3 separate regions of the Homo sapiens genome follow, and regions 1 and 3 are each linked to region 2. A link is a loop called in an ENCODE intact Hi-C map of the cell type or tissue named here. Cell type or tissue: ascending aorta. All regions are shown on one strand.

Region 1 (8,000 bases), 71 kb before region 2:
TCTGAGAGCTAAGCTCACACAGGAGGGCCCGCCGTCCCCTCCTCCAAAGTAACAGCCCAGTGGCCCACAAGGCTCCCGGCCGCTACCACTGGCCATGTGACTGCTCTGGCCCCAGGCCTCTTACTCCAGAGCCCAGGCATCGCCACCTTCCTCTCCCACTTAAGCAAGTGCCTGTGACTTTTCTGATTCAGCTCAGTGGCCTCAGCAGTGGCAGGTCCCCAGAGGCTGGTTTTTGAAGGCAGGCATGGCACGTCAGCATTTAATATTTTATTTCATGAGTGCATTTTGAAATTAACCTGCCATAGATCTTGTTTTTAGTTCTGTACTTAGTTTATGGTCATCACGCTTTTCTTCATGCACTTATTCTTACTTTGTCTTCTAGGTACTTAGGTAAGCTTCCTTGCGAGCAATAAATAAATAAGTTGATAACAACAATGGTTAACAGTGGACCTTTATTAGGCCAGGCATTAGCCAGGGTCATTGTGTTACTTTCCTATGGCCACTGTAACAAATGACCACAAACTTGGTGAATTAAAACAACATAAATGCATCATCTTATAGTTCTGCAAGTCAAAAGTCTGACATGAGCCTCACAGGACTAAAATCCAGGTGTGGACAGGGCTGCTTTCTCCTGGAGGCTCCAGGGGAGAATCCATTTTCTTGCCTTCTTGTGCTTCCAGAGACTGCCTGCATTCTTTGGCTTGTGGCCACTTCCTCTGTCTTCAAAGCCAGTACTGGCAGGTCGAGTCCTCATGATGCCAGCTCTCTGGTTCTGGCCCTCTTCCCCACCCTTCCCCATTTAAGGACTGCAGTGATCACGTGGGTGTCACCCAGATAACCCAGGAGAATCTCCCATCTCAGGATCCTTACCTTAACCACACCCTCAAAGCCCTTTTGCCATGTGAGGGACATATTCACAGTTTTGGGGTTTAGGACATAGATGTCTTAGGGGCCGTTGTTTTGCCTGCCGCAGTCACTTGTGATTTCATTTAATATGCCCAGTGACCCAGCATCGCGGGCCCTGTTGTTATCCCATTTCACAGCCGAGGCAGTACGCAGGCCAGGCTGCAATTCTTACCTGGCGTGTGTGCTTCTCGCCCCCACTCCTGACACCCCCTGCACCCCAGCTTGCAATGTAAAATCTTTGTGAAACAAGAAGGGAAGACCACGGGAGGCTCTTCTGTGGAACACCGTGGGGCAGACCTAAGGCCCAGGCCCAGGCCATGGGGGGCCGTGGGAAGTGTTTAGAGGCCACTGTTGTTTAGAGGCCATTTCTGCCATTGTTGTTGACACAGAAAGCCTGTGCGTGTGTCTGGGGAGCAATGCTCCTTAATTCCTGAACCCGAGTGTTCCCTCCTGCCCTGGAGAGACTTTCCCAGGAAATCCCGATTTCCCTACTTTTGCCTGCAGGGCTCGCCTTTGGAGGTCTGCTCTGACCCGGAAGCACTTTTCTCCCCGTTTCTGGCTAGAATTCTACGCTGCTTATAAAATGGAGTGTATTGTTCATGGCTTGCAAATAAAAGCTGCTGCTGCTTCAGGCGGGCCAGGGGTCAGCTGGAGCTGGGGGAGGGGTGAAAAGAACCTGGCTTGAGATGCAAAGAGCCAGGCTCCTGGCGGCCCCTGTGTGACCCCTACAGCCACAGCCCCCTCTGGGCCCCTGCCTAACAGAGGGACAGAGAGAGGGCTGTGTCCACCCTGCAGCTCTCTGGATTTGGCCAAACCTGGCTGCTGTGTGGCCCATTCTTGGGAACACCACACTCTCTTCCTGGGTGACTTTGGTCACTCATCCCCCCAACACATATAAACTGAGCACTCACGGTCTGCTGGGCACTCGTGCTGGGAGAGCTCAGTGGGGTGCATCACCATGCACAACCTTGTGAATGGACCGAAACCCACTGAAATGTCCACTTTCACAGGGTGCAGTTCATGCTGTGTAAATAATATCTTAGGATGAAAAAGCATAAAGAAAAAAGGAGGATGAGGCTCCTGGGTGGGCAGGAGGACAGGAACCTAGTAGGGCCATGGGGTGGGGGCCGTGGGAGGGGAGCGTGGGTGGGGAGTGAGGGTGGAGAGCAGGGGGTGAGGGCTGTGGAGGGTGAGTGTGGGGTGGGGAGCAGGGGGTGGGGACCGTGGCATGAGGGCTATGGCCGGTGAGTGTGGATGGGGAGCGCAGGGGTTGGGGAGTAGGGGGTAGTGTAGGTGGGGGCCATGGGGTGAGGGCTGTGGAGCAGGGAGCATGGGTGGGGAGTGGGAGGGGAGCATGGGTGAGAAGGCGGTTGGGGAGTATGGGGTTGGGCCGTGGTGGGGCAGCGGGAGGGAGAGGGGAGTTGCGGGGGTAGTAGGGAGTGGGGAGCATGGGGTGGGGGCCATCAGGGAGGGAGGTGGGTGGGGAGTGGCGGGTAGAAAGTGGGGGGAGGTGGGTAGCTGGCAGGGCCCAGGGTGCAGTGGCCCCGGGAGCCATGTGAGGCCTCTGGGTTTTCCTGGAGCAGTGCGCATTTTATTCTGATCACTTTTGTTTCATGTCCTCCTAGAACTTTGCCTTGGCCCTTTCTGTGGCTCATTCCCAGCTGGGCAGGGTCTTATTCTGCCACTTCTTCTGGGTCCCCAGGCATGATGCGCCAACCCCACAGGCCCTGAGCAGCCCTTTTCCCTGAGCACAGCCCTGCCTCTCCCCTCTGAACTCCCGGCTCCCCCACTGCCTCCATTCGCTTCATAGTCTGTTGCCATTGTCACCGTTGGTCCCAAGGCCGCCTTGTCCTTATCATCCTCACCTAGCGCTTCCCAACACTTCCTGTGTGCCAGGCCCGATTCCCAGGGCATCACCCCCTCAGCTGGCTGATGAGGATCAACGTGCTGTGTCACCGATGAGGAGACCTCCAGGGGGAGGCTTGCTGGTCCCCTGGGCTCTCAGTGGGTCCCCCTGTGTTTACGGCAGAGCTGTGACGCCGTGTTGTACCCACGGCCGGGTTTCCAGTGTGTTCACTCAGAGCCTGGCGCAGAGCCCTGGCTGAGTCACACTTCGTTGCCTCAGTCCTTTGGGAAGAGGGGAGGTTCTGCCTCGGATGTTGCATGGGGTAATGAATAAGTGAATCCGTAGAAGAGTAAAGTGAGTCAGCTGTCCCCGTGGGGGCTGGTGTGCGCAGGCTTGCGGGCTGGAGTGTTGTTAAAGTCCACGGGGAAGGAAAACTGGCTGCGAGTCTGCCCCCACCAACCAGGGGCTCCCAGGCAGAGATGGAGAGGCCTCCGGGGAACTGGGGGGCAGAGAGGGGAAGTCGCTGGGCCATTGTTACATGGGAGGAAAGGGGCAGAGCCAGGACCTGAACCCTGGTCTCCAGGCTCTCATGCCGCTGAGGTTTCAAGCCAGCTGCGTCCCTCTGGGCTACCGTTCTTGGTGCATGTGAAAGGTGGAGAAGCAGCTTCCTTGTTACGCAGGCATCACTGACTCTGGCATCGCTGACTCCAGCAACACTGCCTTTTTGGCCTTCCCTTTCCATGCACTTTTTTTTTTTTTTGAGATGAAGTCTCTGTCGCCCAGGCTGGAGTGCAGTGGCATGATCTCAGCTTACTGCAACCTCTGCCTCCTGGACTCAAGCAATTCTCCTACGTCAGCCTCCCGAGTAGCTGGGATTACAGGTGTGCACCACCATGAATGGCTAATTTTTGTATTTTTAGTAGAGACAGGGTTTTGCCGGGTTGGCCAGGCTGGTCTCGAATTCCTGAGCTCAAGTGATCTGCTCGCCTTGGCCTCCCAAAGTGCTGGGATTACAGGCATGAGCCACTGCGTCTGGCCACATGTGCTTTTATTAAACCACAAATTTGTCAAAACAAATCAGTTGTTATGTCTGTCCATATCCATTCGTTCCTGCCTGTCTATTCATTCCTGCTCTCTGGGGGTGGAAGTCACACTTTAAAAATCCTGACAAAGAATTGGTTTTATTCTTTTTTTTTTTTAATTAAAAGAAAAAAAGTTTTTTGAGACAGAGTCTCACTGTGGCCCAGGCTGGAGTGCAGTGGTGCGATCATAGTTCACTGCAGCCTCAACCTCCTGGGCTCAAGCAATCCTCCTGCCTCGGCCTCCCAAAGTGTTGGGATTACAGGTGTGAGCTGCTGTGCCCATCTGCTTGGTTTTACTCTTATAAAATGGCACCCCCCCCACCCCCATTGAACTGAAACGCAGCTGCAAATTTGGAACTGAAAAGCCTCTGAGAAGTCAAAGATGCCATGTAGATGCCCTTCATTTATTCGGGAAGTATGTATTGAGTACATGTGGGGCATCGTCTGGGTGCTTTGGATGTGCTAGGGAACGAGATTCCTTCCCTCCTGGAGTAGGGCTGAGCAAGCTGAAGGAGGCCTGTAGCTCATTCTGAGCCTTTAAGCTCTTAGTTTGCACACAGTTATCATCAGCTGCATCATATGCCCTTCTGGCTTGTGGTGAGTCGGAAAAAGAGAGAAGGGCTGGTGGAGGAAGGCGTTTTGAACTTGCCAGCAGAGGCTGTTGCTTTGTCTGGAGTTCTGTCACAATCTCCCTCTCAAATTGTCAACAAGAACCCTCTTTGTCCTTACCCTGTTCTCTGGAGGAACTCTGAGTCATCCTTCAAGACCCTGATCAGGATGGGTGCGGTGGCTTATGCCTGTAGTCCCAGCACTTTGGGAGGCCAGGATGGGGGGATCACGAGGTCAAGAGTTCGAGACCAGCCTGGCCAACATGGTGAAACCTGGTCTATATTAAAATACAAAAATTAGCTGGGTGTGGTGGAGCGTGCCAGTAATCCCAGCTACTCGGGAGGCTGAGGCAGGAGAACTGCTTGAACCCGGGAGGCGGAGGTTGCATGAGCCGAGATTGTGCCCCTGCACTCCAGCCTGGGTGACAGAGCAAGACTCCGTCTCGGGGGGATAAAAGAAAAAGACCCTAATCAAACATCACCTCCTCTGCAAAGCCAGTCCTGGTCACAGCTGCCCAGGCAGAGCGGATTTCCTTCTTTCCTTGATGCTCCTGTAACTGCCAGTCACAACTCTTTGCCATAGCAGTAATTTCATGGTATTCACACACTACATTTTTGTTTGCTATGGTAGACTGTATATTTTTTGAAGGTAGGGATTGCATTTTCAGCAAAATCCCTGTATCACAGATTGTCAGTAAGTGTTTGTCAAATAACCAACCCACAGCGATGGAAGAGGCAGCACAACAGTGAAAAGCAGACACAAGAGTATAAAGCAGTGTGTGCCAGGGCTGTTCAGTGATTGGGAGCCAGACGCTGAACCCCTCAGTGGCGCAGCGTCTCCTTATAGATGCTATAGATACTGTAATAAGGTCCTCAGAGCCTCCAGGGACTGCTTTACAGCCACTCTTCTCTAAGTCAGAGGGTGGAGTCAGGTCTAACACACTAACTCCCATTTAAGGAAGTAGAGAATTATCATGAAAGAAAGTGCTAGTGCTTTGTCATAGGGGGAAAACCTTTAGCTCTCGGTTTAATTTGGGTATCCAGATCAGCTTATACCCTGGAGGTTCTGCCGAAGTAATCATCTTTCTTTTCCTCTGGCCATCCTGTACTTCATTTTCTTATGTTCTCTGTCAAGCTAGGAAAGCTGGGTCATTCACACCTAGTGAAAATGCAATGAATCGGGGATCATTTGAGGAGTCTCCTGCGTGGGATATCAAACCGCATTTACAGTGTGAGCTCCAATGCAGAAACAATGTGCCTACACGCAGATACCCACACAATGCGGATCACATAAAGAAACAGAGCCTTGGCCGGGCGCAGTGGCTCGCGCCTGTAATCCTGGCTCTTTGGGAGACTGAGGCGGGCAGTTCACCTGAGGTCAGGGGTTCGAGATCAGCCTGGCCAACACGGTGAAAGCCCGTCTGTACTAAAACTACAAAAATTAGCCGAGCATGGTGGCAGGTGCCTGTAATCCCTGCTATTCAGGAGGCTGAGGCAGGAGAATCGCTTGAACCCAGGAGGCGGAGGTTGCAGTAAGCTGAGATCGTGCCACGGCACTGCAGGCTGGACAACAGAGCGAGATTTCGTCTCAAAAAAAAAAAAAAAAAAGAGCCTTTATTCATGCCCTATAAGGAATAAACCAAAAGGAGTTTAGAAATAAACAGAGTAATGGGTTTCAGTTTTTACACTTTTTAATACTTTTGCAAAGTTTTTTGAGCAGGACAGGAGGGTGTTTTTGGTTTGGTTTTGTTTTTGTCAACTGCAGGGAGTTACGAAAGTCACTCTGAAAAAAGACAGCAAGTGGTATAGTGATATCAGGCCTCTTAGTAATGAGAGCTCTCCCTTCAACTTCAGCAACGAACCTGGCCCCTTCCAGCCCCAGCCTCAGGCCCCCTCCCTCTTACAGACGTGGGCGGCCACTGAGCCCTCCTTCCTCTTTGGTGGCAAGAAGACATTTCTCCTTCCCCAGCCTTGCCCTCTCTCCCCTTAGCAGCCTGCTAGAAGCCAGCCGCTGCCATGGCGACTGCCCAGCTGTCCCCTTGCTCTGGGCAGCAGGATGTAAGAATTCTTTCCCATTTCCTTTCATCCTCGCTCCAGGGAGCTCCCTCGGTGGAAGCTGACAGCTCAGCTTTTTGGTGTGTGGGTTGTTTTTTCCCTTCCTGAGCCGTGTTTGCATAACCTCTCCGGAGTCTCTGTAAAGTTAGGGCAGCTTTAGAGTGAGCTGCAATCTTGCCGCTCTCTGGGGCAACTTCCTCCTGTCCTCCCCTTCCCCCTTTCTTTGGCCTTGCTCTAAAGTTCAGTGTTGGGTGGAAATTCTGAAATGATTCTTTTTTCTTTCCATTGGCCCACAGATAACGTATAAGGTGCCTATGACATGCCTGGCATGGTGATCAGTGCTGGGGCCATAACAAGACCCAGACAGATGTGAAAGTAGCTGAAAAGATCCAAAGGACTTACGCTAAAAAGTTTCTAGGGTGGTGGGGGATCCTTAATTTCTTCATTTTGCTTTTTTGTGTTTCTCATTATTCTACACCTAGTATGTGTTTTTGTAATGAAAAAAGGTTGTTCAAAACATTTGCAAAAGTGTTAAGAAAGTTACACAGTGCTCGACCCATAGCAGATCCTCCTTCCTCGGGGGTTTGGTCCTCCAGCCAGGACTGGCTTTGGCGATACGCAGAGGAGACTAGAATCTCTTTGGGGAAAAGGCAGAGGCCCCCAGTCAATGTGGATCCTGGGTGGGGGCCGCCCTGGTGAGAACACTGGGTGCCTGGTCAGAATCTCTTCCTCAGTGCTGACCTGAGCCTGAGATTTCAAGTTTGGGTGGGAGGGGGAAGGGGGGGAGGGGCAAGCCTTCAGAGCTTAGTGGGGACCATATGCCGTTTGTAACTTTTGGGGAGTTATTAGAGCGGCTCATCCTGGTGGCTTTGGTGATTACAGGTAATTCTTGCCTTTACCCCCCTCCCTAGCCCCTTTGTGGTCATCCTCTGTTTCTGTTGTCACTGGGTTTTCTCCCACATCCCCATCCCTTTGACTGCCCAGCAGCTCCAGCCTGATCACCCCCGACCCCGCTTGGACCCCCCCTGCTTGCTCCCCCCCACCCCTGCCGCTTGGTCCCCGCCGCCCCCACTTGGTTCTCCCGCTTGGTCTCCTGCTTGGTCTCCTTGTGTGGTCCTTCCCACCCCCACTGTCTCTCCTTTACCCCCTCTGGCCTTTCCCTGCCCCATCCCTCTCTCTTCCAGAGAGGTCGGGGTTGGTGGGGGGGGTTGGGGGGGAGAAGGGGAGGAGGAGGCACAGATGGGGAGGAGGTGGGAGAGGCGTAAAGGCACCTCCAGGACCCAGGGGAAAGGTCAGAGGAGAGCCAGGAGAGGGAAAGGCCAGAGAAAAGAGCATGTAACAGCCACCAGGGCCGGCTGCTGAGTTCACAGCTCTGCGCCAGGCGGTATCCTGAGAACGTTAGGATGCTGATTTGTTGACACAGATGAACTTACTTAGTAAATGAAGGCAGAGAACCTTGAAGAGATGACCTGGGCATTGGACTGAGGCTCCCTTTACCTACCT
Region 2 (8,000 bases):
CTTAACTCCTATATCAGCATTTAGAAATCTTGCCTAGAATTACATCAAAGGGGCAGCTATAGGCAGTAAAACTTCAGAGGACAGAGAAAGTTCGGCATGACTAAACAACATGAAAGAAAAGGCATTCCTGGGGCAGGTGGTCAACAGAGAGCCTTTGGGGGGATGGGAGCAAACGCCTTTAAACTCCATGCTACTGGCCCAAGAGCAGACGGGGCCCAAGGCCCAGGGAGGGCTGTTCGTAGGGCAGATGGTACAGTCCAAGAATCCAAAAGGCACTAACACAGGCGGGATGATGAGGAGGAGTCCAGATCAGATCAGGACAAAGAGACATAGGCCTTTCTCTTCACCAAATGTATCAGCAATGCAGTGAGAGGGGCCAGGCAGGACCCTGACATTTCTTGCTAATGTGTCCAAACACTTGCAGCTTTGGCTATATTATGTTTAATTAACTGGAATTAACTGAATACCGTACTCATTCTCCATGGTGGTTTCAAATACCGCCCTCCAATTCTTTATAAACTCTTAGGTTAGAAAGAAGAAGAAAAGAAAAGAAGAAGGAGAAGAAGAAGGAGAAGGAGGAAGAGGAGGGGAAAGAGGGGGAGGGGGAGGAGTGGGAGAAGGAGGAGGGAGTAGGGGGAGGGGGGAGGAGTGAGAGAAGGAAGAGAAGTTGGGGGAGAAGGAGGAAGAAGGGGAGGGAGGAGGAGTGGGAGAAGGAAGAGGAGTAAGGGGAGAAGGAATAGGAGCAGGAGGGGAGGAGTGGGAGAAGGAGGAGGAATGGGGAGAGGAGGAGGAGGAATGGGGGGAAAAGGAGGGCGAGGAGGGGGAGAAGGAGAAAGAAGAAGATGATTTTGGATTGGATAAAACCGTTCTGTGTGCAGCATCCGAGTTGCTGGGGCTCCGAGTGGAAGGGGATCAGTCAGCGGTGACCATACAGGGGGCTCTCTTAGCTGGCTGTGTCTGCCCAGGTCAGGAGCACATTGCATCTAGGCACCATGCTGAGGGCTGATGGGGCATGGGCGTATCAGAGATAGCCTGCCTCTCTGCCTCTTTCCAGATCGCTCATTAGACTGTTGGCCAGGACATGCTGAGCCCATAGCCCTGTGACATGTCACCCCCTTGGGTGGCCATCAGTCCTGCCCATGAATCAGTAGGTTCCCATTCAGGGCTGTCTTGCAACAATTTGGAACCCACCTAACTGGATTAAATGTCAAGGAAATAATGAGAGACCTTGCCAGCCATCTGACATCCAGGTTCACTGTGTCTGTTGCCTTTTCCTGGTTGACAGCCTTTTGTAGCCTGTTGGAAATAGGTTGGCATGGTGCTCTTAGTGTCATGGAGATCAGGCTTAGGTTGTGAATGGGTCTAGATCTGAGTCACAGCATCTCCACTTATGGGCTCTGTAGCCTTGGGAAAGTCACTTAACCTGTCTGAGCTTCCCTTTTCCTCAGCTGGAAAATGAGAATAATAATATTTCTTTATCCCCCCAAGATGGCTATGAGGCATAGGGAGATAATTTGATCTTTAATGATCTGGAAATCATTCGATAAAGTTGCCTGGCATGTAGTGATGGAAATTACTAATATTATTATTAATTCATGTGACTTCGTCATGAACATGAATGATTTCTTTTCCAAGTGTTTCCCGCTTTCCAGGTCCTCCATTGAATAATCCATTCTAGAGTCCTGGCTGGGGCTCACATCAGGCTTGTTTGTTAATCATACCTGAAATAATGCTGTTTCCCCTGGCTCTTTAGTGACCAGAGCTCACCTAGTTTTTCAGGCTTGCACAATAGGTGCATAAAGAGTGAACATCAAAGAGACAACCATGCACTGTAATAAATCACAGAACATCTACTGAAGAGAACATCACTCATTTAGTAAATACTGGTGGGATGCGTGCATGATTTCAGCCACTAAAAGTTATGTTATGAGGCTGGGTGCAGTGGCTCACATCTGTAATCCCAGCTCTTTGGGAGGCTGAGGTGGGCAGTTCACTTGAGGTCAGTTGGAGACCAGCCTGGCCAACATGGCAAAACCACATCTCTACTAAAAATAAAAAAAAATTAGCCAGGCGTGGTGGCACGCACCTGTAGTCCCAGCTACTTGGGAGGTGGAGGCAGGAGGATCACTTGAACCTGGGAGGCAGAGGTTGTAGTCAGCCAAGATTACACCACTGCACTACAGCCTGGGCAACAGAGTGAGACTCTGTCTCAAAAAAAAAATTATGATATCAAGTGAAAAAAAATATAAAATTGTATAATTCTGTGTTGCTTCACTTCATGTGACAAGATTATAATTAAGATGTATAAATAGTCACAGGTTAAAAAAAGGAAAGAAAGGAGGGCGATTCACAGAACTGCTAGGGGTGGCCGTATTCCAGCTGCATATATGTGGTTGTGCAGACAGAAGTTAGTATAGCAGGCTTGAGACTGCTATCTTTCGGAAGACCTGCTTGCTAGGTTGACTCTTGGCTGGTGTCTGGGAACTTGGCACTTGAGCTGTTTCCTAAATGATAAAAGTGGTTCACTGTGCTTAGACCACAAACAATGTGGTTCGTGCTAAACACGTGCTTCCCTTCGGGAGCTGGGAATTTGGTACCTGCTAAGAAGAAGGTGCCAACTGACCAGCCCTTAGAAAAACTCTGGGGTGCTGAGTCTCTGATGGGCTTCCTTGGACAGAAGCCTTGCAGACACACAGCTGCATTTTTGTTGATGGGGACGGAATGTGCTCTGTGCAACCCTTCTTGGGGAGGGGAGGGCGTGAGAGAGCCTCATAATGGACTCCTGCAGACTCCAACTCTACGGTTTCGCCTTTTGAGCTGATTGTGTATCCTTACTGCACTGTTGTAAATAAATCTTAGCCACACATACAGCTACCTGAATATGCCGAAGCCCATATGAATTCTTTTAGCAAATCTATGAATGTGAGGGTGGTCTTCGGGACTCCCAGCATAATCTGTGTGAGGTTTCTTGCTTCTCTCTTCTGGAAGGTGGTTATGTTACTTTCATAAGGAAAAAAAATAAACACGCTTCTAAATTTTGCCAAATGAATGTGCAGCTATGATGTTCTGACAGTCATAAGGTTGTGTTCCTGGTGCCGCATCCTCAGCGGGAGTTTCCAGTAGCCGCTTAGCTGGCAGCTTCCTTCCTGCCCTGGCCTTGGCTCTAACATCCCTCCTATGGAGATTGTCAGAAGCCACCACTAACTCTCTTCCTACTGGGCCGCAGGCAGGAAACGACCCAGATAGCCTGGAGCTGAGGCCTTGCCCTGAAAGGGAACCGCACATGAATGCAACAAGACACAAGAACTCCCAAATATGGACATGAGATGTTAAGCAGCCAAGAATGTGCTTTTAGAAATGGTACCAAGTTCCTCGGCTGCTCCTGGGGAATTCCTCTCGGGAATGCGGAGGCGAATGGTCATTCTTTTCTGGAAAGGTCACTGCTTGTGTTAACATTCACCCTCCCAGTGAGTGCCCTGGCTGAGCTTGTGAATGAGAGAATCAGAATGGAGGGATTTCAGCAAGCAGAGGGGACTAAAGGGACATTTTGCCAAAAATGCAAACCCAGCAGCCAAGATTGCAGTCATTTTCAATAAATGTCAAGCTGCAATACATTTTCAAGTTGCAATCAGTTTGCAAGTTGGTAACATTTTTGGGTTCCTTTGTTCAGGTTCTGGCTTGTCTGCTTGGAGGGTGCGTTCATCTGGAGTGTCAAGACTGACCTGGGGGCGGAGGTGTGGGTGGCGCCGGGGACTTGTTCACCTGGGAAGGATACCACGTCTCTCAGCCTTTGGAAGGAGTGAATGGATGAGCAAATGAATGAGTGCATGAGCAGGCATGATGCTTAGAAACGCAGTGAACCAACTCCGATCCCAAACTGCAGCAGGCTTCATGACAAAGGGAGCAGAACGTACTGGTGAGAACAAGGGCTGTGCTGTCAGACAGACTTGGTTTCCAGACCTGCCTCCACCACAGTGAACTGGGACAAGCCATGCATCTGACTTGTGTATTGGCCACAGATATCTTGGGCAAGATCTCTGAGCATCTGTTTCCTCATCTGTCGCATGGTGCCCATCATTTCTACTTTGAGGGGCACTGTGAGATGAAATGCAATCATGCATGTCAAGTGCAGGCACTCAGGCAGCTACCGGCTCCTCAGGGTTTATTAGGAGGGCACATCAGGAGGAGGGTAAAGTTTCTACCTTCCAGCTGGGTGTGGCTCACACCTGTAATCCCAGCACTTTGGGAGGCTGAAGTGGGAGGATCGCTTGAGACCAGGAGTTAAAGTCCAGCCTGGGCAACATAGCGAGATCCCGTCTCTACAGAAAATAGGAAAATTAGCTGGGTATGGTGGCATGCGCCTGTGGTCCCAACTACTCAGGAGCCTCAGGTGGGAGGATCGCTTGAGCCCAGGAGGTTGAGGCTGTGGTGAGCTATGATCGTGCCACTGTACTCCAGCCTGGGCGACAGAGTAAGACCCTGTCTCAAAAAAAATAGTTTCTACATTATGGTGGGGGCAGAAAGGAAGGGTGGGGAAAGAAAATTAACCTTTATCAAAATCAAAATGTACCAGGAACTTTAAATTTTATTTAATCCAAATCGGAAGTCTTTTCAGGTGGGGTTGGCCTTTTCAAAAATTAATGTACACATGAATTCCTTAGAGATTTCATTAAAATGTAGACTCTGATTTAGCAGGTCCCAGGTTGGGGGCTGAGAGTCAGGATTTCCTTTTTTTTTCTCCCTGCCTGGCTAATTTTTAAATGTTTTATAGAGACAGGGTCTCATTATGTTGCCCAGGCTGGTCTCAAACTCCCGGGCTCAAGCACTTGTCCTGCCTCAGCCTCTCTAACTAAGTGCTGGGACTACAAGTGTGAGCCATGCCACTCAGCCCCACCTGCATTTCTGTCAAGCTGGAGGGTGATGCTAATGCTCCTGGTCTGTGACCACACTTTGAAAGACAAGAAGGTAGGCAACTCTTACTGTGCCCATTGCATAGATGAGGAAACCGAGGCTCAATGAGGAAACCCAGGACTGTCTGGCTCCAAAGCCCGTACTCTTTCTCTTGTGTGGCTCAAGGTTTCTCAGTGGCTGATGACCGTCTGATGGGCGTATGCCATCAGGGAAGGGTGACACACCCAGAGGATTGAAGAGTCTCTTCAGAGAGGATGGGCAGGTCAGAGGGACCAGAACAGGATGCCAGAGCACCCAGCAAGCTGCAGCAGGTGTGAGAGGAGAGAATGGTGTCAGGGAGTTTGCGAGCCAGCGACGCAGCATGGGATGAGGTTTACAGACAGGAGCCAAGACCATAGCAGAAGAATGGAGCCACTGCTGAAAGCAAACCCAGTGTGAGTGGCGCTGAGGGGAGGGTGACGGGTGCCCTGGCCTCTGTCTCCTGCCAGCCTCTGAGCTCCTGCTAGTGCCTCCCACTGGCCAAATCCAAGGGAGCCTAAGGGACGAGATCCTAGAGATCAGCTTTCCGGGCTGGAGAGCAGAGAAGAGAAAGATCGAGAATGGGTGGGGAAGGGCACACAGGAAGTAGTTGGCATGTCCTGGAATCCCAGATCTGCTACTTACTAGACACATGGTCTTGGGCCAGACATTATCATCTCTGAGCCTTGGTTTCTGTCACTGCAAAGTAGAGCAAATAATAGGCCCTTTCCCACAGGCTTATGGCAAACATCATCAAGGTACTGCACGTCACCGCCACTTGTAATAACCCTGCTGATCAGGAAAGAAGTTTTGGGAAAGGAAACTCAGATGCCAAGAGCTAAAGATACAGTGGTTCTGTTAAAAGTGTCAAGAGTTCAAGCTGGAGTTCTGCTTTGCAAATAACAAGACCTCCAGGCCCTCTGTAATGTAGTGGTGGATCAGTCCCAAATCACCAGCACTCTGCTCAAGCATAGCAACTGTCTCCACATTTTGATGGTTTACATACAGTGCAGAGGCTTTGAAGATGCTACTTGATGCAGCTTTGGCTGCATCTGATGACTCTGGTGGAGAAACAACTGAGTAGACAGGGAGCTGCAAAACAACAACCCGTTCCTGTCACTGTCTCAATGAAGGACCCCGCTACATTCCCAGATGTACATTCCAGAAACCCAGGAGGCATCTTGATGGCACCGAGTCCAGCTCCCTTCCACTTCCAGCCCTCTAGTCAAAGCCCCTGCCATCCTACACCTCCTCACTGGGTTCCACTCTTTCCATCTATTCCCATACAGCAGCCAAAGTGACGTTCCTACAATGCATAGCTCAGCATGACACTTACTGCTGAAACCTGTGAGCCCCTCCCATTGCTCTGAGAACGCGGTCCTACAGGCCCCTCCTGAGCTGGTCTTGCCCACATCTGTCCTGGCTTGCTCTTCTCCAACGAACACCTGCTTCCTTTAGACTCTCCACATGGCTCTTTCTCCTTCCCCAGGCCTCCCTATAGCCTGGACTGATGTCCATTCTCTCCCCTCATCCATCTTTTCCTCTCCATCTCCTAGGTCTCAGCTGGTCTTTCACCTCCTCAGGAAGCCCCTCTTCTCCCTGAGTGGTTGCCATCCAGCTGTTATATACCCTGTGGGCCCTGTGGTGTTTTTCTCCTCAGCACTTGTGACTAAGGGATTATGTGCATAATATGGGGTTTGCTGGTATCTTCCCTTTAGAGTGGCAGAAACCGTGTCCATCACCACACTTTGGCAGTGCTTAGCCTGGTGCCCAGCAAGGAGTAGGTGCTCCAGAAAGATTTGTTGGATGAGTGAATGAGAAAATAAAGAAATGACAGCCAGGTGCGGTGGCTGTCATGCCTGTAATCCCAGCACTTTGGGAGGCCAAGGCGCGGGAATCACTTGAGCCTAGGAGTAGCCAACATGGCAAAACCCCATCTCTACTAAAACTACAAAAATTAGCCAGGTGCGGTGGTGCATGCCTGTAATCCCAGCTACTCGGGAGGCTGAGGCAGGAGAATCACTTGAACCCGGGAGGTGGAGGTTGCATTGAGCTGAGATCGGGCCACTGCACTCCAACCTGGGTGACAGAGTGAGACCCTGTCTCAAGAAAAAAAAAAAAAAAAAAGAAAAGAAAGAAAATGAAGAAATGAGACACGCTCTCCATAGGCACCTTCTGTCTCTAGCTCCTAAGTCTTCACACTCACGGTTTCAGCACGGGAGGAGCTGAAACACTAGTTCCCTCTTTGAAGTCATGAACATCGAGGGTTTGGGTGTCCAAGTGAGAGAAGTAACCCACAGAAACAGTTGTGACCCCTTTATGACCTTTATAAAAGCCATAGGCAGAAATCACAAGCCCCCTGTGGCCCATATATGGATGGCGCTAAGTGAGCTTGGCAGCTTCTGCAGGCGGTGCAGCATCCCTGCAAATTCACTCCAGCTTTCAAAGAGGGGTCAGGTGGGGGTGGTCTGGCAGGTGTATGGAACTGGGCAGAAAGACAGGCCTATGAGAGATGCCCTGTTGCACCCTTAGGAAGAGCGGGCACTGTCCTAGGAGCTCTTGTTCGTTAGGTGCCCAAAGTCTGAAGCAGGTGTCACCCACCCACATCTTACAGATGGGGAGAGTGAGGCTAGTTAGATAGCTGGCTCAGGTCACACAGCCAGTGGATGTGCAGAGCGTGGCTCCTTGGCCCCAGCTCTTTGTCCCCACGCTCTGCTGCCTCTGGCTGATGGGGAGCACTTTACAACGAGCTGCCCCACGCACAGGCCTTCAGGATTTCTGCTCTGTCATGTGATTCAGTGAGTGACCTTGGGCATCAGCCCAACCCACTTCTCTTTTCTTGGTGTCTCCTTTCTGTTCTCTGTGATCTAGGGCAGTGGCTGAGGACATCAATTCTGGAGTTAGATCCGAGGTGTGAGCCCCCAGCTCCTCCCCTCCTGTGTGATTTCGAGCAAGTCAGACCACCTTTCTGTGCCTTGATTTCCTCATATATAATATTTGCATAATACCTGAGCTTGCTTCATCAAATTGTGGAGATGATGACATAAGTCACTGCTGGTAAAGGCCTTAGA
Region 3 (8,000 bases), 51 kb before region 2:
AGCAGGATGGAAAATGAAAAAGAAGTCCTGTTCTGTGGCCAAAGGTCTCCTGCTGAATTCCGCCCGCCGTGCTTGGCCCACTCCTGGACGTCGCCGGGAGGAAAGGGAGCAGAGGGAGGGGGCTCGCCAGGATGTGTACACGGGGCACCACATTGCAGATCTTGCAATTCTCTTTTGTCTTCCTATTTAAAAAACTGTGGTAAAATACAGGCCAGGCGTGGTGGCTCATGCCTGTAATCCTAGCACCTTGGGAGACCAAGGCAGCCGGTCACCTGAGGTCAGGAGTTCGAGACCAGCCTGGCGAACATGCCAACACAAACCCCGTCTCTACTAAAAATACCAAAAAAGTAGCCAGGCATGGTGGCACGTGGCCTGTAGTCCCAGCTACTCGGGAGGCTGAGGCAGGAGAATTGCTTGAACCCAGGAGATCAACTCAGGAGACTGAGCCGAGATTGCAGCAAGACTCTGTCTAAAATAAATTAAATAAATAATAAAAAATTGTAAAATACAATAACATAAAGTTTACCATTGTAGCCATTTTAAAGTACAATTCAGCTACATTAAACAGAGTTCCAATGTTGTGTAGCCATCACTGCTGTCTAGTTCCAGAACTTTCTCATCACCCCCAAAGGAAACCTCATACCCACTAAGGCAGTCTGCAGAGTTTCTTTCCTCTCTAGAACTCTTTTCAGTTTGGGTAGGTGCGCCGGTGACTGAGGGGGATTGGAGGAAATTAATTCCCTGCTGGGAACCTTTAGGTGGGAGTAGTGGTGATAATTCTTACGTTTGCAAGCTCAAGTAAGTTGAAGCACAAAGAGGAATTGCTTGGCTCTTGGTAGTGGGAAGTGCAGGGGTTTCGGCTTTAGGTGTGGCTAGATCGAGGGCTCATGCAGTATTTTCATCTCATCTCTCAGTTCTGTTTTTCTCTGGGGTTGGCGTCAGGCAGCCTCTGCACAGCCAAAGAAACGGTCCATGCTATGGTGGTCCCTCTGGGTCAGGATCCCAGAAGAGAGAGGCCTCTTTCCTCAGTGTCCGTCAATCTCTTAAGAGGACCCTGATTGGCCCAGCTTGGGTCACGTGCACACGCCTTTGGGCAGGGAGGCGGGGTTTCATGATTGGCAGCTCCAGCGTGATCCCAGTTGTTAGAGAAAGGGATGCTGGTGAATGAAGAAGCGCAGATGTGCATTGCAGTGGGGGAGCTGGAATACTGGCCTGAACTACAGGTGCAGGCTCATATTTTGACCATTATCATTTGCATTTTCCACCTCTCCACTTACGAATGTTAATTATCTGAAGCTGCTACAAGACCTTACATTTATACTGCAGTTGCAAATATAGCCATTTAGGTGACAAAGGGTCCATTCTGCTGGTATAATGCTGTCTTTCCACGGCCGCTAAAACCATGCAGAGACTGGCATGCCTATCAACTTCCCCTCTGCTTCACGGGGATTCAGAGCGGATGTTCTCTAAGGGACCTTCCAGATGGGCCCATTCCGGGTGCCATGTCTTGGGGACCAGGTCACTTCCCCAGCTGCACTTTTTGCCATCATTTCCATATGAAGAAGAAGTAGATTGGCTTTTAGTTTAAGATTACTGTATTAATAAACCCTTGACTTTTTGACAGTAATAAAGTAATGCACATGCATTCTTGTGCTTTGTGTGAAACGTGGAGGGTGTAAATTAATTGCACGGTCATTGATGTGGAGGAACTTGAATCCAGGGGGGCGATTTTTTTTTTTTTTTTTGGAGACAATCTCACTCTGTCACCCAGTCTGGAGTACAGTGGCACAATCTCAGCTCACTGCAGCCTCTGCCTCCCATGCTTAAGCAATTCTGGTGCTTCAGCCTCTCGAGAAGCTGGGGATTACAGGTGTGTGTCACCACACCCAGCTAATTTTAGTGGAGGGATCTGTATGTCACTAACCACCTGCCTGACCATGGGCAAGTCTCTCCCTCCCTGGGCCTCAGTGTCCTCATTTGTAAAATGAAGAATGGGATGAGTTGACTTGCTGTGTCATATTCTATTTTGGCGTATTCTGGAAATTTTTCTTTTCTTTTGTTTTAATGGAGTAATTTGTTTATGAAGGCATTTTACCTTTAAATGAACCTTATTTTACTTTGCCAAGGGGGAAGGTGTAGTACGGTGGACTTTGGAGCCAGATGGCGTGGGTTCAAATTTCAGCTCCATCACTTACTGTGTGGCCTTGGGCACATGGCTTACCCTCTCTGGGCTCAGTCACCTGATGTATAAAGTAAGGGCAATATAGTGCCTGCCTTGTAGGGTTGTGGTGGGGATTAAATGAGCAAATATAGGGAAAGTGCTTAGAACAATGTCTTAATTTCTGGGACCCGGAAGTAGTAGCTGTTATTTCCAGTTTTCTGTTTAGACAACACCGTGATGCACAGTTCACGCAAGAAATGTTTCTACACTGTAGATTATTTCCTTAGGAGATGCTAGATACAGATGCTCAGCTCCAGGACACAGGGCGTGAATCTTGTTGTTCACGGATATTGCCAGCCGTCAGCCACACAGGAAGGGTCTGGCCTCACCCACACTTGCCAGCGCTGACCTCAAAAAGCTCATACTTCACCTGTGGCCGGCACACAGGTGCATCAGCATATGGGGAAACTGAGGCCCACAGCAGTGCTAGGACCTGCCCTAAACTCACAGTTAATGAGTGATAGAGCTGGGGCTAGAGCCTGGAAGAATTAGGAGTGAAGTTCAACTCTGATCCTCTTTAATCTGTATTCAGAGCCTGAGAAACTGAGAGGCGTCTGTGGCTGGGGGAAAACAAGACAAAACAAGACAAATGCCAGCAAGGCCACGGGGCAGCAGGGGCTGCCAGGCAAGCTGGGCAGGGCGATTGCGATGCCCAGACTCCAGTCCGGGGAATGCGCTGAACGCACAGCACGCACGGCTGGCTGGCCACAGCTGTTGTCTGCCACACAGAAGTACCCGGCTGGTGCCCAGGACAGAACCTCGCTCCTATCGTTCTCGTGTCTCTGCAGGATTGTGGGGACAATGCAGTGACCGCTGGTAGTGACCTGCGATGTGCCAGGGCCAGGCTCTCTTGATTTAGAGCCATGCTTGGTCAGTGCTGCATCATGCTTGTCTTGCAGGATGGGTTCATTCACCTGATCCTTTTATTGATTCTTTAACATAATATGAACGTTCACGGAGCCAGGAATCCAGAAGGCATGCAGCTCAGCTTTCAGGAACAGAGGACAACAGAGGCTGCTGCCTCCAAGGAGAAGTGGAGGTGGGAAGGATGGACGTGCCAGGGATGGTGTGAACTAGCCAATTGGAGTCTATTCTGATAGCTTCTGAGCCCCAGGACTAACCAGGCTTAGTGGCGCACACCTGTAATCCCAACATTTTGGGAGACCAAGGCAGGAGGATTGCTTGAGCCCAGGAGTTGGAGACCAGCCTGGTCAACATAGTGGGACCTCGTCTCTACTAAAAACAAAAAAAAATTAGCTGGGGCATGGTGTCGCATGCCTGTTGTCCCAGCTACTCAGGAGTCTGAGGTGGGAGGATCGCTTGAGCCCAGGAGTTGGAGGCTGCATGAGCTGTGCTCGTGTCATTGCATTCCAGCCTGGGTGACAGAGGAAAACCCTGTCTCAAAAATAAGTAAATAAATAAATAAAAATAAACCCCAGGGGCAGGATCGGCTTCATTTCTGGGACCAGATTTAGCCACCCCTCCCCTCTGAGGGCCTCTTTTGGGTACCAATGTGGCAATAATATGAATAACAATAGTTTTATTGTGGCCCTACTATGTGCCTGACACTCTGTGAAGGACTTTCCGTGTATTAAATCATTTGTCCTTCACGAGGCCAGGTCTGCCACTTGCCCTGTTTTATAGATGAGGAGCTTGGGATCCGAAGAAGCTGAGTAACTTGCTCAAGGTCCGGGTGCTTGGACATGGCAAAGCTATGCCTGGAATCCAGGCTGTGGGCTCAGAGCCCCGACACGGCCACTTCACCACACTGCACATTTCCCAAGGCTTCTGGCACCAGGGAAGAGGTTCGAAGGCCGCAAGCAGGGCTGGATGCTCCTTTTGTAGACTCGTGTTGCACATGAAATTAGTTTTTAAATTTCCTGATTCTCGATCTTCCTTGATGGTGGAAGCTTTAAACTGGAACGTGAACTTTTTTGCTCTGTGCTTACTTTAAAAAAGTGCTGCTGTGTGAAATGGAGAAAGTTACGGCGTGTAGGGGAGTGAGACTCAAGTTGATATTCTGGCGCCATCAGCTCACAGGTGTAGGACTTTGGGCAGGTATTTATCACTAGAATTTCTGTGTTTTCACTTAGGAAAAAGAGAATGTAAAATTTCACAGAGTGGTTGGAATGATTAAAGAAAAGCAGTAGGTGTGAAAAGGGCTTCTCCATTTTGATGCCTGGTGAACTATTCATCCTTCAAAACCCGGATTTCTTACCCCATTCTCCTACCAGCCTCAATCAGAATTAATTGTGCCTATATCTGTATCTACTATGGTCTAGATAGTATTATAATTAAGGAATTATAATTAAGTAACTAACAAGGAAATAATCTCCTAAAAGGCAGAAGCCATGGCTGCTTTGTGATTGTACTCCTAGTGCTGGAAGATTACTGTGTGCTAGCACATAACAAGGGCTAAGAAATGAAGAAATGAGGCCGGGCGCCATGGCTTATGCCTGTAATCCTAGTACTTTTTGAGGCTGGAGCAGGTGGATTGCTTGAGCTCAGGAGCCTGAAACCAGCCTGGGCAACATTGTGAGACTGCATCTCTGTTTTAACATAATTTTTAAAAATTAAGAAATGGGCTGGGCGCAGTGGCTCATGCCTGTAATCCCAGCACTTTGGGAGGCCGAGGTGGGTGGATCACTTGAGGTCAGGAGTTCGCGACCAACCTGGCCAACATAGTAAAACCCCGTCTCTACTAAAAATACAAAAATTAGCTGGATATGGTGGCATGTGCCTGTAATCCCAGCTACCAGCTACTCAGGAGGCTGAGGCACGAGAATTGCTTGAACCCAGGAGGCAGAGGTTGCAGTGAGCCGAGAGATTGCACCACTGCACTCCAGCCTGGGCAACAGAGCAAGACTCCATCTCAAAAAAAAAAAAAAAAAAAAAAAAAGAAGAAATGTATCTGCTCATGTAGGCTCTTTGTGTATTACCAGGACAGAAGCTTATAAATGCTCAGTAACTGTTCTCTGCATTAAATTAAATTGTGGAAGCTAATTACACTCAGGGGACTTGGGGCTAGGTTGAAATTTCCAAATCTCTGCTTCTGTTTCAATAGAAAGCAGGAGGCTGAGCGCAGTGGCTCATGCCTGTAATCCTAGCACTTTGGGAGGCCAAGGCGGGTAGATCACCTGAGGTCAGGAGTTCGAGACCAGCCAGGCCAACATGGGGAACTCTCATCTCTACTAAAAATACAAAAATTAGGCTGGGCATAGTGGCACACGCCTGTAATCCCAGCTACTCCGGAGGCTGCGGCAGGAGAATCGCTTGAACCCAGGAGGAAGAGGTTGGAGTGAGCCGAGATTGTGCCACCTGCACTGCAGCCTCGGTGACAGAGTGATACTCCATCTCAACAACAACAACAAAAAATTAGAGAAAGCAGGAGTGAGAGCTGACTGGGGCAGCCGGGAGAACCTACAACCCTCCATGGGATGAGATTTACGAGGCTGCTGCTCCCCCTTGCAAAGCATGAGTTACCACTTAGCACTCTGCGGACCATCCACAGACTGTTCGCTGCCTTCAAAGGGTTTCAGCTGTTTATTTCTATGTGGCGTGTTTACACTTCCTTAAGCCAGTGGTTCATGGAAGGACGGTATTTGCATAACCAGAAGGGCCTTTTTGGCCTGATGCATTTCACCTGGGCCTGGGCTCAGGCCGGGGGCACTTCTTGTTGCTCATGTCATACATACATACATACATACATATATTTATTTGTTTGTTTGTTTGTTTTTAGATGGAATCTCACTCTGTTGCCTAGGCTGGAGTGCAGTGGCGACATCTTGGCTCACTGCAGCCTCCGTCTCCTGGGTTCAGGCGATTCTCCTGCCTCAGCCTCTCAAGTAGCTGGGACCACAGGCACCTGCCACCATGCCCAGCCTAATTTTTGTATTTTTAGTAGAGATGGGGTTTCACCATGTTGGCCAGGCTGGTCTCAGACTGACCTCAGGTGATCTGCCCGCCTCAGCCTCCCAAAGTGCTGGCATTACAGGCGTGAGCCACCATGCCTGGCCTCATGTCATATATTTTTAAAACACAAATTGCACAATTGAAAAATAAAAAGCTCCCATGCAGCCTGTGAATGGTGGGATCAGGTATCGTATATGGAGGGCCAGGCTTATTCATCCATGAGCCGGGGGCTGTACTGACCCCAATATACAGATGAGGAAACTGAGGCTTAGGGAGGACTAGTTCTTGAGCCAAGGTGAGTGTTCAGGTGGAAGCCAGATGGTGGGGGACTGGAGGCCACTTTAAATGTGGGGCTTTTATAATGGGAGGGCAGTGAGGAGCCCTGGGAAGATCTGAAACTCAAAAGCGATGCATCTGCTTTGTTGATCTTTTACTAAAGAGGTTAAGAGCCCTTAGGGGAGCTGAAGTGGGAGGATTGCTTGAGCCCAGGAGTTCCAGACCAGCCTGGGCAATATAGTGAGACCCTGCTGCTACAAAAAATATATGAAAAAATTAGCCGAGCATGGTGTTATGTACCTGTAGTCCAAGCTACTCGGGAGGCTGAGCCCAGGAGGTCAAGGATGCAGTGAGCTATGATCACACCACTGTGAGGATGCAGTGGCACTCCAGTGTGGGCGACAGAGCAAGACCTTGTCTCAAAAACAAGTCTTAGAGGGAAAAACAGTCTCCTAGGAGAAAGAAGGAGATCCCTGCACCCTAGGTTTGGGCCTGGCATGTAAATAAAGCCACCTGAATAAGCAAAGAATTCTGCCCAGCGGGCTGTGACCTGGCTGCCCTCCACCAAACTCCAGACCAGTGCCAGCCCTTGGCCAGCCTGCCCTAGCCTGGTACCTGCCCCAGGCACCTGCCAGCAGCTGGCCTCCGGACGCTGTGGTGCAGTGATTCCCGACACAGTCGCTAGCACGGTATACAGTCGCTGTGCCGTGAGGATGCAGCATTCGAACGTGTACAGGTCTTAACCTGAAGAAATGAATCTGGAGAGCTCTTTGTGTGTGAAGTGCATGTTTCCCAGCCTTCATGAAAGGCCGAAGGCTCACTGCACTCTACATCTTGCCCCTGTGTATGAGTGTCTTTCCTCCCCCTCTTCTCTTCCTCTTCCCTGGACCACTGCATACTTTTGTCCACCTCTTGTCATTCTTTATTCTCGGACATCTTGCCTCGTGAGATTCCCTTATGAAACAAGCACACACGCTTAGTCTTCGCCCCGTGGTGGTTTTATTCTAAGTCGCTGTGGTTTGCCGAAAGGGTTCCGACAAAATGCAGGAGCTAAGTGATCAGCCACTACCCCCCACCTCACACAGAGGGGTCTGCCCCTTCCCGTGGAGCCCTTGCCACAGCCTTTAGCAGAGCAGAGATATAGCCTGTGTCCTTTCTCTTGACATTTCCTAAATGCTTTTTGTTTTTATAATTTGTTTTTGAGATGGCATTTTGATCTTGTCACCGAGGCTTGGAGTGCAGTGGCACGATCTCGGCTCACAGCAACCTCTGCCTCGTGGTTCAAGTGATTCTCCTGCCTCAGCCTCCCAAGAAGCTGGGACTACAGGTGTATGCCAACACACCCAGCTAATTTGGTATTTTTAATAGAGATGCCATGTTGGCCAGACTGGTCGCGAACTCCTGACCTCAGGTGATCCACCTGCCTGGGCCTCCCAAAGTGCTGGGATTACAGGCATGAGCCACCATGCCCGGCCTGTTTCTATTATTGTAATGGCCAAATATTATTTTGTAAGTGGATGTAGTACAACATATGTAAGTCTGTGATACCCATTTTGTGTGTGTGCACACCTCTGTATGGTGGTGTGTGTGC

Evidence for each region. A loop is a pair of places that touch in the nucleus more often than their neighbours do. Peaks named below come from ENCODE experiments on the same cell type or tissue, not always from the same donor. Only the 100,000 strongest peaks of a DNase experiment are listed, where the experiment ranks them.
Region 1: it touches region 2 in a loop (4-fold over the local background); 28 of 110 quality-filtered maps call a loop at or near these places.
Region 3: it touches region 2 in a loop (1.9-fold over the local background); 8 of 110 quality-filtered maps call a loop at or near these places.

What each region holds. Positions count from the first base shown.
Region 1 is chr16:84,598,363-84,606,362 of GRCh38, reverse strand. The region is part of intron 2 of COTL1 (coactosin like F-actin binding protein 1); the gene reads left to right. Among named protein-coding and RNA genes, the nearest start is that of COTL1, 16 kb to the left of the region's middle. RefSeq lists enhancers at 2,685-2,894, 2,360-2,924, 2,935-3,054, 6,006-6,155, 6,263-7,084 and 1 more and silencers at 2,946-3,240, 6,390-6,589. In ascending aorta, no CTCF peak of the experiment used is centred here; DNase peaks (open chromatin) are centred at 3,042 and 6,455; H3K4me3 peaks cover 1,862 bases; H3K27ac peaks cover 4,266 bases.
Region 2 is chr16:84,527,782-84,535,781 of GRCh38, reverse strand. No RefSeq gene overlaps it. Among named protein-coding and RNA genes, the nearest start is that of MEAK7, 27 kb to the right of the region's middle. RefSeq lists enhancers at 1,995-2,671, 2,672-3,350, 3,351-4,028 and silencers at 3,565-3,859, 4,142-4,355. In ascending aorta, no CTCF peak of the experiment used is centred here; a DNase peak (open chromatin) is centred at 3,291; H3K4me3 peaks cover 37 bases; H3K27ac peaks cover 2,496 bases.
Region 3 is chr16:84,579,099-84,587,098 of GRCh38, reverse strand. All of the region lies in intron 3 of COTL1 (coactosin like F-actin binding protein 1), which reads left to right. Among named protein-coding and RNA genes, the nearest start is that of COTL1, 35 kb to the left of the region's middle. RefSeq lists enhancers at 862-911, 2,896-3,401. In ascending aorta, no CTCF peak of the experiment used is centred here; a DNase peak (open chromatin) is centred at 3,953; H3K4me3 peaks cover 99 bases; H3K27ac peaks cover 2,453 bases.